Linked DNA regions of Homo sapiens: region 1 is linked to region 2. Evidence: chromatin contacts called from ENCODE Hi-C or POLR2A ChIA-PET data. All regions are on one chromosome and are shown on one strand. Each heading gives the region's core, a stretch centred on a gene start or an enhancer-like site at or near the end of the contact. The rest is flanking DNA. Distances are from core to core; before and after follow the strand shown.

The links. A loop is a pair of places that touch in the nucleus more often than their neighbours do. ChIA-PET counts read pairs that join two places held with the same protein, here RNA polymerase II (POLR2A). Pooled maps may share reads with other maps.
Region 1: a map of PC-9 shows a loop between it and region 2 (5-fold over the local background). The contact joins the enhancer-like site here to the promoter of PLAC8 in region 2. A Hi-C loop is called at or near these places in 8 of 168 maps with a recorded cell type or tissue (B cell, CD4-positive, alpha-beta memory T cell, CD8-positive, alpha-beta T cell and 4 more) and 10 of 50 pooled maps. POLR2A ChIA-PET finds 5 or more read pairs at or near these places in 16 of 52 experiments (B cell, CD4-positive, alpha-beta T cell, CD4-positive, alpha-beta memory T cell and 11 more).

What each region holds. Positions count from the first base shown.
Region 1 is chr4:83,148,464-83,154,559 of GRCh38, reverse strand. The region is part of intron 4 of LOC124900167 (a long non-coding RNA gene); the gene reads left to right. Among named protein-coding and RNA genes, the nearest start is that of PLAC8, 37 kb to the right of the region's middle. Within about 2 kb of position 4,164, at least 3 of the 41 ENCODE cell types and tissues checked have a DNase peak (open chromatin) inside an H3K27ac peak, as active enhancers do; they include endothelial cell of umbilical vein, where a contact is called at or near this core.
Region 2 is chr4:83,112,424-83,118,707 of GRCh38, reverse strand. PLAC8 (placenta associated 8) reads left to right here and starts at 3,979. Exons shown (of 5, transcript NM_016619.3): 1 at 3,979-4,042.

The DNA of each region.
Region 1 (6,096 bases), core at 2,915-5,414, 36 kb before region 2:
CTTTAACTCAAAAGCCAAAAGCTGGTAACCCATGAGTGGGTGAATTCAGCCCTTAGATGCATTTTGTTGGTCCTATACATAATGAGCCCTCTTGTATTTATTGCTTTAGTTAAATTAGTTGATTTTATTTTTTTTTTGAGACAGGGTCTCACTCTGTCACCCAGGCTGGAGTGCAGTGGTCCAATCATATCTCACTGCATCCTCAACTTCCAGGGCTCAAGATCACCCTGCCTCAGTCCCCCAAGTAGCTGGGACCACAGGTGTGTGCCACCACACCTGGCTAATTTTTTTGTTATGTGTAGAGACAGGGTCTCACTATGTTGCCCAGGCTGCTCTCAAACTCGGGCTTAAACAATCCTCCTGCCTTAGTCTCCCAAAGTGCTGGGATTACAGTCATGAGCCACTGCACCCCGCCTCTTGCTTTAATTTTAAAATAGTAGAAAACATGTAAAACTCAGATTTCCCATAAAAATTTAGTTTTCCAATCTAGATTTTAAGCTTCTGTTGAAAATTTGGAAAATATGGAAAGAGAGGTCCTCATTCTCACATGGCAGAGGTCAGCTGCCGTTGAGTGTTAGCAAACCCACAGAAAGGAATATTCACTCTGCAGTTGACATATTCATGTCCACCATTCGCTATTGTCTATTTTGTGTTTTTTCCAACTATTTCACTCACTTATTTTTCCTGCCTCGCTTTGAGTTTGCAGTCCTTGTCTGGCTCAATCACCTCTTTTTAAACGTTTCACCTCTTCAGTATTGCCATGCTTTTGAAATGTTTCTCCCATTTGTCTTCCAGGTATCTCTTTCGTTGTCTATAGTGCTGATTCAGTTTTCCTGCTTTCGATGACATTCTTGTGACTTTTGTGATTGCTCAATTTCAGGAAGTATTGCATTTTTTTTAACTTTACTGACTTTTACTTCTTTTATACTTCCAAACATACTTTTGTGGAGAAAATCTTTTTTATTTCAGAGTCTAATACCATGAGCTGAAAACTCAGTGCAGCTTAACCTTTAAGTAATAGGCCCCTGTTTTTGTGATTGAGGGAAGTTCCAAGTTCATTGGAAAGCACCTGCTGCTTAAAACAATTTAAAAAAAAATAGCTTTCTTGAGTACAGCAAATCAAAACTCCATCCCAGGGCTTTTCAAAATAGACTGGTACGCAGAGCATATTTAAGAACAATTTCTTGTTTGTTGCTATTTCCTTAGGCCTTTTTTCTTACAGAAGATCCTTTCAAGTAAAATTGCAGCAAGCTTTTTAAGCTTTTGATGCCAATATCTCTTAACTTCTCTTGCTCCCATCTCATAAAAATAATAGGACTCTAGCCCGGGTGCAGTGGTGCCTGCCTGTAATCTCAGCGCTTTGGGAAGCTGAAGCGGGAGGATCGCTTAAGCCCAGGAGTTCGAGGCTTCACTGAGCTATGATCACACCACTGCACTCCAACCTGAGTGACAGAGCGAGATCCCGTCTCTAAACATAGTAATAATAATAATAATGGGATGCTAATCTTTTCCTGAATTACCATCTAGAGTTTGCTTCCTATTGTTGTTCTCACTTTCAGCCCTAACGATTTCTCCACTTGGCATTTTCTGACCCTAAACACCCTTTCATAGTTTTCAGGGAGTTTCCCAGACATCTTGACGCCACAAACGTCATATGCAAGCATGACCTAAATGTAATTAAGGGCAGAAAAGAAAAATAACTTGGGCATGTTCAAATTGGCAAGGCAGGAGCTTCTGCAATTAAGTTGGATCTAGTATCATGACTTGTAAATTGTCCTCAACCTGCACGCTAGAACCTTGTTAGGTCAAAAGCCAGTATTCATTCATCCAACAGGAATTTTTTTTTTTTTTTTTTTTTTTTTTTTTTTTTTTTTGCTCTTGTTGCCCAGGCTGGAGTGCAATGGCGTGATCTTGGCTCACTGCAACCTCCGCCTCCTTGGTTCAAGCGATTCTCCTGCCTCAGCCTCCTGAGTTGCTGGGATTACAGGTGCCTTCAACCACTCTCGGCTAATTTTTTGTATTTTTAGTAAAGATGGAGTTTCACCATGTTGGCCGGGCTGGTCTTGAACTCCCAACCTCAGGTGATCCACTCGCCTCAGCCTCCCAAAGTGCTGGGATTACAGGCATGAGCCACTGCGCCCAGCTGGGATTTTCTTTTAGTAAGCTTTTACTTTAAATAAGTACTTTAAATAATTTCAGACTTAAAGAAAATTTGCAGAAATAGCACAAAGCATTCCTGAACACCCTTCATTTAGATTCCCCAAAAAATAACATTTTGCCACATCTGCTTAATTTTCTCTCTCTCCTCTATATATGTCTATCTATTTTGTTTTTTCTGAGTCATTTTAGAATAAATTACAAACTGGATGCCCTTTTCTCTTAAATACTTCAGTGCATACTGCCTATGAACAAGGACATCCTCCTATATAACTACAACACAAATATCAAAATCAGGAATTTAACATTTTACAATACTATTAGCTATTCAATGGACCTTATTTAAACTGTATCAATTATCTCAGTAACATTATTTGTAAGAACAGAAACTCAGTTTGGGGTCACACATTGCATTCAGTTGTCAAGCCTCTTTAGTCTCCTACAAAGTGGAAGTTTCTCAGTCTTTTCCCTGTCTTTCATGACCTTGACATTTTTTTAAGATTGCAGGTCAGTTATTTTGTAGAATATTACTCAATTTGGTTTGCCAAACATTTTTGGGTAATTAGATTATGCAATTGTGGCAGAAACCCCACAAAAGTGACACCATGTTTGCAGTGCATGATATTAGGAGGGACAGGACATCAATTTACCCATGATGGGTGAATTAATATGGATTAACTTTGATGACTTGGTTAAGATAGTGTCTTCCAGGATTCTCCACTGTAAAGTTGCTATTTTCTCTATCATAACAAATAAGGATCTTGTAGTGAGTTGTAAATATTCTCACACCTTCACCCACTACTTGTAACGTCCATTAAAGATTCCTGCATAAACCAATTATTACCGTAACAGTTGTCAATGGTAGGGATTAGCCTCTCATAGGAGAAGACAACCACAGTATTACTAAATAAAAGTACATCAAGTAGGATGATGATAAGTGCTAGAGAGAAATAAAGCAGGGAATAGGAATAAAGTGTTGAAGGGTTCTAATTTTAAATAGGGTTATTAGAGAAGACCTCAGTGAGAAAATAACGATCTAAAAGGATAAGCAAAAGCTGGATGTGGTGGTGCACGCCTATGGTTCCAGATACTCTGGGGGCTGAGGTGGAAGCCCAGGAGTTAAAGGCCTTATTTTATGTGTTCTATTTTATTGAAAAATTTTAAAAATAAAATAAAAGGACATGTGGCTGACCCATCTGACGAAAGTCCAGGCAGAGCAAAGAGCTAGAGCCAAGGTCTCGAAGTAGAGCTCATCTGGAGTGTTCTAGAAATGGCAAGCGGCCAGAGGTGGGGCAGGAGTGGGGAGGTTGGGGGGGGCGGTAATAGAAGAACATGATATCAGAGAATTTATTATAAGAACTTTTTAGCTTTTATTCCAAGTAAGCTGGAAAGCCATTGAAATGTTTTAAACAAAGAAGTAACACGATGGACCTTTTTCCTACCCCACAGAGCAAGTTAAGCCTTGGCTCCCTCACTGATAAAGTGGGAGTAATGACAGCTACTCCTTCGTGTTGCAGTAGAGACTTACGGGAGATAACATATGGAAAGTGTTTAGCACAGGGCCTGGCAAGTAATAAGTGCTCAATAAATAACTTCTATTATTTTTGTTCTTATCTCAGGAAGTGACTCACCTGTTTTCCCAGGTTGGGGATGTGTGCAGGGCCCTGGTTTCATTTCTCCTGTGTGCTTGCTTAGCTGCCAGACTTCCTACTTTTCTCATTAACAAAATTCCTTGCTCAAGGCAACATAACACACAGCGGTTGTTAACTTTGTGGCCGGACCACGAACCTCCTGAAACTGAATGCAGTCTCATGTATATGTAGTTACATACATGGGGTGTGAGGCTGAGATTCTCAAAGTGCTCCATGACCCCAAAATGCTATAGAAGAAGCGGGGCTTAACTAGATTCTGGAGAAGAGGTTCTGGGAACAGCCCAGCAAATAGCTAACTTTCTGACCCTTCCGAAGTCATTTGACATTTGGTAACATCAGTTTCCATATCCGTCATGAGGAAGTTCTGTGAGATTACATTTAAGGTTACTTCTAGGTTAAGGATTCCGTGACTGGATGTTCTTGGCATTGATTAAATAAATGCATTGATAGAGAGTGTGTTTCTCTTCTTCCTCCTTCAAACAGCCCTCTACAATGGCTAGTAATTTCCAGGACTAAGGTGTGTAATTCAGGCTCTCTGCTTTGTTTCCCTTTTACATCTATGCAAACTTTTATGGGGCTGTTATCATGCAGCCCCTTTGATCTGCCTCTCCCTGCATAGACAGCCAAGAGAGCATCTCTTTGGCCCAGCACACGGCCACTGCAGGGGAGAAGAGGAAAGAAAGGAAATAGCTATTGATTGCACTCCTACTACATCCTAGAATATCGTGCTGACGTGTTTGCTCATTTACTACTCACGAACTCTTTGTGCTATAGGTATTATCTCTACTTTATAGATATGGAAACCAGGAATCAGAAACATTTAAGGTCACCAAACATATAAATGCTGGAATTTGGACTCAAGTTTATTCTGTCTGTCTCCAAAGGTCTGTTTTTTCCCATTTCTTTATCTTGCCTTCCAGAGTAGTTGTGTCTTCGGCCATGTACCACAATTCATTCACTCATTCATTCCATGAGTGATCTTGCAAATAGAGCTCATTACAAGACTTCTTTTTTAACAGCCTCCAAATGAAAAGGAGCACCAGTCTCCTTTACCCAGCCAGAATGGTGAATGCGGTGTTCTTATTTCAGGCACCCATTTCCTGAGAAGCTAATGCAGTCATGATGTTTATGTCCCTTCTTAACTTCAGCTTGGTATTAGCCTGTAGTTCATGTCCTCCTCTTTGAAAGAAGAATGGTTTTTCTCTATATTCTCTCTACATATGTATATATTATGAAACAGACTTAGAATTAGAGCATGTTTTCTGCAGATTTCCCTAGGTTTCACGCAAATAATAGTGAGATTTTTTTCCCCCTAAAAACTACCTTAGGTAAAAAACAGACAGACATACTAGAACAGAAAAGTGATTAGATCCATATTGAATGAGACTATTTAGTTCTTCCTTGAGGCATATCATGTGTATTTGACAAATGCTGCTTAAGTGAAGGTTTAAAAAATAAAAATTAAATAATGAGTTAAAGACTGAAAAAAATGAGTATGAGTTATAGGATTTTGGATTATTGTTGAGGGAATTATTAAGGCTACATGGTCTTCTATCTGAATATCCATTCCTCCATCTCATGAGGGTCACAACATTAGAAGATTTTTAACATTACTATTTATGTGTCCACCCTTTGTTCCACATTCTTGCTCTGTCAGATGAGAAATAGAAACACTTCAGCAATTAAAAAAAAACTTTTATGAAAAATAATCACTTACCATTTCACCACTTAGGCGTGCCGAACCCCTTACAAACTTGATCTGCTGTAGATCCCTCTCTTTCCCTCTTCCCTCTCTACCCACATTGCAAATTAGGAGTATCATTAAATTAACTTTTAAAAAAAATAACTGCTACCAAATGCTGGAGTTCAAAGTTTTTTCAGTAAGTCAAGAATACGCAGTCATAGCACCTGGTTGGCAGACTAGACCTCCCAGGATTACCCAGCACCTCTTGTGCAGAGCAGAAGTCCTTCCTGGGGCATCTGCCAGAGGGTCTTCAGGGACCCAACTGGACCCTTCCGGGGAGAGGGTCTTCAAAACTTTGCAAAATAGCCCATTCCATGGCTTTTTCTAGCACTATTCAGTCTCTTATTTTCACATCTCCTCATAATTTGTATATCCCTCCTTCACTCTGTACTTCCTTCCCTGTAGAACAAACGTGAGACATGTCAGTGAAAATGGCTAGAGGGATACAAGGTGGGGCCTGGTCTGGCACTACTCACAAACAGAAAAATTGGTGCATTAAACTTTAAAGGGAACCATTCCAGAAATGATAAGAGAGGATGGGGC
Region 2 (6,284 bases), core at 2,730-5,229:
CTGCATAAGTCAAGATTTTGGGTCAGCAAAGTAGTTACCTGTCTCTTCTGCTGAGTCCTGCCTCTTCATCTTGGCTCATTCTATTCCACCTCTGCATCATCACCAGTTCAAAATCTATCCTTCAAAGTTAGCTTCATATAGAAAAAAATAATTTACTTTCCCAACCCACAGGGAATCTTACCAGTAGTTAATTCCTATTATATTGTATTCTGTCCTCATTTTCTTTCTGCTGGTATGGCTTCACAAATTTTCTTTGATCTTTTTTTTTTTTTTTTGAGACAGCGTCTTGCTGTGTCACCCAGGCTTGAACACAGTGGCACAAACACAGCTCACTGCAGCCTTGAGCTCCTGAGCTCAAGTGATCCTCCTGCCTCAGCCTCCCACGTAGCTGGGACCACAAGTGTGCACCACCATGCTCAGCTACTATATTTTTTGTAGAAACAGGTCTCACCATCTTGCCCAGGCTGGTCTCAGACTCCTGGGCTCAAGTGATCCACCCACCTCGGCCTCCCAAAATGCTGGGATTACAGGCATGAGCCACTGCATGTGGCTCTGTTCACGTTTTCTAGTTGTCTGCAATATATCACCTTGTGTTGCCCTCCAATTGCTCCCAGCATACCTTAAAAAGATGGACTGAACATATAAGATCCATTATTCCCCATTCTGGGTAACATAATGGTAAAGATGGACATGGCCTTGATGTAATTTGACCTCTTTCCTTCATGCATTCATTCAGGACCAGGACCAGGGTGAGGCAAACAAGGTCCCTACGGGCACAGAATTTAAGAAGGCACTCACTCTTGATGAAACTGGAGGACCAAAATGTAAGTATTTTTTTTGTTCTTCTATATACTATGTGGCCAATATTGCCTTTCTAAAAGATAGTACCAATTTATAATGCCACCAAAAATCAACCAGTCTACTATCAGTTTGTAAAACTTTGTCAAGGCTGGGTGGTGTTTTTTTTTTTTTTTTTTTTTGAGACAGAGTCTTGCTCTATCACCCAGGCTGGAGTGCAGTGGTGCAATCTCGACTCACTGCAACCTCCACCTTCCGGGTTCAAGCAAGTCTCCTGCCTCAGCTCCCCGAGTAGCTGGGACTACAGGTGCCCACGACCATGCCTGGCTAATTTTTTTGTATTTTTAGTAGAGACGGGGTTTCACTATATTGGCCAGGCTGGTCTCGAACTCCTGACTTTGTGATCTGCCCACCTCGGCTTCCCAAAGTGCTGGGATTACAGGCGTGAGCCACTGCGCCCGGCCTGGATGTTATTTTTTTATTTTTTATTTTATTTATTTATGTATTTATTTTGAGACAGAGTCTCGCTCTGTTGCCCATGCTGGAGTGCAATGGCGCAATCTCGGTTCACTGCAACCTCTGTCTAACAGGTTCAAGCAATTCTCCTGCCTCAGCCTCCCAAGTAGCCGGGATTACGGGCATGTGCCACCAAGCCCGGCTAATTTTGTATTTTTAGTAGAGACGAGGTTTCTCCATGTTGGTCAGGCTGGTCTCGAACTCCCGACCTCAGGTCATCCGCCCGCCTCGGCCTCCCAAAGTGCTCGGATTACAGGCATGAGCCACCCCGCCCAGACATATTTTTTATTTTTTTGAGACGGAGGTTTGCTCTTGTTGCCCAGGCTGGAGTGCAATGGCGTGATCTCGGCTCACCACAACCTCTGCCTCCCGGGTTCAAGCAATTCTCCTGCCTCAGCCTACTGAGTAGCTGGGATTATAGGCATGCGCCACCACGCCCAGCTAATTTTGTATTTTTAGTAGAGACGAGGTTTCTCCATGTTGGTCAGGCTGGTCTCAAACTCCCGACCTCAGGTGATCTGCCTGCCTCGGCCTCCTAAAGTGCTGGAATTACAGGCATGAGTGACCGTGCCCGGCCAAGCTTACCGATTTTTAAGATGTACTTTCCCCCTTTAATACAATAAATAACTAGTACATATTTGTTGACATCTTTTTGATTTTTCAATTTTTTAATTTTTTATTTTATTTATTTATTTGAAAAAAGGAGATGAGATCTCACTATGTTGCACAGGCTGGTCTCAAACTCCTGGGCTCAAGTGATCCTCCCGCCTTGGCCTCCCAAAGTGCTGGGATTACAGGTGTGAGTTACCACACCTGGCCATGTTGCCATCTTTTTATTGTGGAGTTTATACATAGTATTTGGAAGAAAATAGGCTATCTGGAATTCCACATGTCTCTTTTTCTTTCTCCTTCTTCAGATTTCTTTGTTTCTTTGTTTCCCCTAATATTGATTATGTGTTAGGCACTGTTTTAAATGTTTTGCATGTATTAATTTTTTGAATTTTCCCTACAATCCTGTGGGGTAGGTGCAATTATTACGCTCATTTGACAAGGAACCTGAGGCATAGAAATGTTAAGTGGCTAGCAGATGGCAGCTAGGAATTGGGACTGAAAAGGGACTCTAAGCACTTAGAGTCTGCCATAATGCCACACATTCTCACTGTACAACCTCACACAATAGCCTTGTTCTAGTGGGAAAGATTTCCCATCCGCAAAAACTTCAGAGTGAATGACAGGAAAGCTGGCCACTCTCATTTCTTAATTTTTTTTTTTTTTTAGAGACACGGTCTTGCTGTCACTCCGGCTGGAGTGTGGTGACACAACACAGCTCACTGTAACCTCAAATTCTTGGGCTCAGGCAATCCTCCTGCCTCAGCCTTCCAAGTAGCGGGGACTACAAGCCTACGGGCACTTACCACCATGTCTGGCTAATTTTTTAATTTTTTGTTTTTGTTTTTGTTTTTTTTTAGAGACAAGGTCTCACTGTGTTGGCCAGGCTTGTCTTGAACTCTGACCTTAAGCAGTCCTCCGCCTGGGCCTCCCACTGTGCCGGCCCACCCTCATTTCTGAAAGGTTTTGTTAAACAAAGTTTATGAGAGGCCATTGTTATGGACTAGCCTCCTGCTCTAGGCCCCAGAAAATCAGACCAAACCAGAATGAAGTCGCTTGTGCTAAGTGACATATAATCAAACTGAACTTTGAAATGGACCAGTTTTCCAAAAAACAGGAGATTTCAGTCAACCTCAGTCAGTGTAGTAAGGAAGTCCTCTCTGTTTTAGTCCTATAAGGAAAGTAACTTTGAAACAACCAATCTATCTTTTTTTCTCTGTTTCCGCTTTCTTCATACTCACCAGGACACTCATTCTATTTTATAGAATGATGTGTTGCTTGATTCTAGAATTGCAAATAAAAGGCAATTACATCTTCTAAACTAAATTTGTTGTAATTTTGTCTTTTGATAGTTTAAACTATGGGATCAGAAATTCAAAGACTATGAATAAAAATTTCAAAAGAAAGAAATAGTAATACCACCAATAAGAAGAATAATTAAAAAGGTACAAAGAAATTGGATGCAACATTGTAAAAAGAGCCATAGTTTGGAGCTGAGCTGACATGAGCTAAAATCCTAGGTGAGTAACTTGTTAGCTATGTGGCCTCTGAAAGTCAGCTCAAGAATCTGAGCTTGTTTCCTCACCTCTAAAATTGAAAAAATAAGGCCTAACTATCAAAGTCATTAACAAGTCATTGATAATGCTTGGCCTATTTTAATGTTCAGTATCTGTAAGTTGATACCATTAAAGGATGCTTGAGATGCCAACTACTATATAATCTGAAACAATAATGATCTTTTTTTTCCCCACAAAGATAACAAAAAACAAACACAAAAAAACAACAGTAAGCTCTGCCAGACATGTAAAACCAATCAAACTATATAATGAATTAAATCCTTTCCCCATTAAAAAGACGTATCAGTGTACCTAACACAATATAGGAAAAGAAACACACCTTATTTGGCAAGAGATATATTCATTCTCCAGATAAGAGAAACACACATTGAAACCACTTCTGCTGGATTACTCTGGCCAATAAGAGCGTCTGAAACTGTTCTATGTACTATGCCCTGCGATAGAAACACAGTTACCTCTCCCCTTTCACGTAGTTTTCATTTGTGGTGAGATTCTCTCCCAGGCCACAAGACATTTCCTGCTCGGAACCTTGTTTACTAATTGTAAGTACTTTACAAGTAAGAACTTGTTTTAAAAACTTAGCATTCAAAAAAAAAAAGCTTTCTTTAAAAGTTATTTGATTTTCTTGTTTTTTTCTTAGCATGTTATATTTTGAGTTTCAGCTAAAAGACTAAGGTTTTCTTATCTAATTGCTTTAAATTTATACATTTAGTCAAATTCAACAATTTCTTGCTAAGCATTTTGCCAAATGCCAGGCTTTTCAAAGTAGTGTAAGATCCCAGCCTTGAATCCTCATCAATTGCTGCTTTCTGCAGCAAACACATATTATACATTGTATTTAGTAACATGATCATTAATTTCACTCTTTATTTCAATATGTATGCATGTTGACTTATGCCGGTCTAATTTCTTTCTGCTTTACAAATATTCTATTTTATCCATTCAAAGTATTTAGAAACAAGATATGGAATTTTGTAGATTTAGCTAATGAATTATAAGAATTCTTGAATTCTCACTATGAAAGTAAGAAAAACAGACTAGAATTCTTCAAAATTAAATTCTGGTGCTTCATTTATATGTATAAAGAGAGATGGAGAGATTATGAAATGGAAATGTTTCAATCAAAGCAAAAAAATGAAATTTAACATCAATAAACAGTAGAAGAGAAAAATCTCAATAATATGTCTAGTATCTGGATTAATCAATATTAATAATATGTATTAATATTACTATAATTAATATCATGTATTATATTAATATTAATGTATTTTATTAAGATAGTGGGCTGTCCTCAGGAGTGAAGTGCTCATAGAAAGGAGAGACAAATACAAGATTGATTCTTAACTAATAGATAAAATTAAGGTGTTTAAAATATGAGCCAAATACTGCAAGATTTCCTGACATTGAGACCATTCCACAGAACTTCCTAAAGAAAGGTATTCTAGTCTCATTCTCCAAAGCTTGCCCACCAAGATTCCCATTTCACTACCTCCTGCCCCCATTTTTCCTGCATTTTCCAAGGTGGCCCCTGCCAACTTTTTTTTAATCACTCTCTCTGCTCCTGTGGGGTTAAAGATGGCATGGAACAAAACAGCTGTGTGGTCACACCACAACGGGCAGAACTGCTGGCCACAGATAGGAAACCTCAGGCATCTCCTTAGCCCTTACCAAATCCAGCCCAACACGTTTACACACCCTGGCACTCAATAAAATATTTGCTGAATTAAATTGGATCTGTAGTTATTAGTAACAGAAGAAAAATAAGGCCACTGGTCGTGGGTTACAAAATGTGCTCTGCAAGGCCACTGGCATTAGAATCTTGTGAAGTGCCCAGGATACTGCACAGGCCCGCACCTGAAGGGAGAGGAGCTAGTTTGGAATGTGCTCCCGGGAATGCGAGAGGGTCTAGCATGGGCTTCATCGCATGGAGGAAGGTGTACCGTTTTTCGAATTCTCACCGAAGCAGCTACGTGCTCACCAAGCCGTGTCTGTGAGAAGGGCCACGTTTTTCTAGTTCATAGGACAAAAGCCTATGGCATAAGGGCAGCAGCCCTGCGGGTGCACGTTACAGACTTTTAGACCCTAGCTCATTCTATCTAAACCACAATCTCTGAACAGTGTGTAGAATTCTACATTGTACAGATTCCTCAACCCTAGCTCATTCTATCTAAGTCACAATCTCTGAGCAGTGTCTAGAAATCTACACGTTAAAGAGCAGTCCAAGTGGTTTTACTAATAGTAAGCTTTGAGGACCACTGAACTAAGGAGACAAGCTGGTACCTAAGGTCCTAGGAACTCTAGATTTTCAAGGACGTTTTCTCTCCACTTATTGCTGACCTTTTACCTTGAATGGCTAAGGCTAAAGACTTCATGGCTGAAGCAAAGAGAATTGTGGTTGTTTGAACAAGCAACAATTTTACATTTGTTTCTGTTTTACATTTGTTGCAACTTAAAAGATACCTTGAATTTTTAAATGATCACAGAGGCGCGTACAAATGAGTGTGTTTGCTTTCTCATCTGTTTTATAACTTTCAAGAAGGTATTTCTTTGAATAAGATATCTCACGGGAGAAGTTATTAGACCCTTTTTAGAATCAGCTAGAAGTGACAGATGGAAGTCCTGGATAGCAGTTCCCTTTAGGACTACTCTTCTACGCAGGGATAAGCCGAGTAGACTTCTCCACCAATATAGGTAATCTGTGCTAGAAAGGAACTTACAATAGCATCAGAAACCTCCTGGGGCCCCCCATTCTGCTCCAGTTCCTAGTGCTAATATTCACAGAAG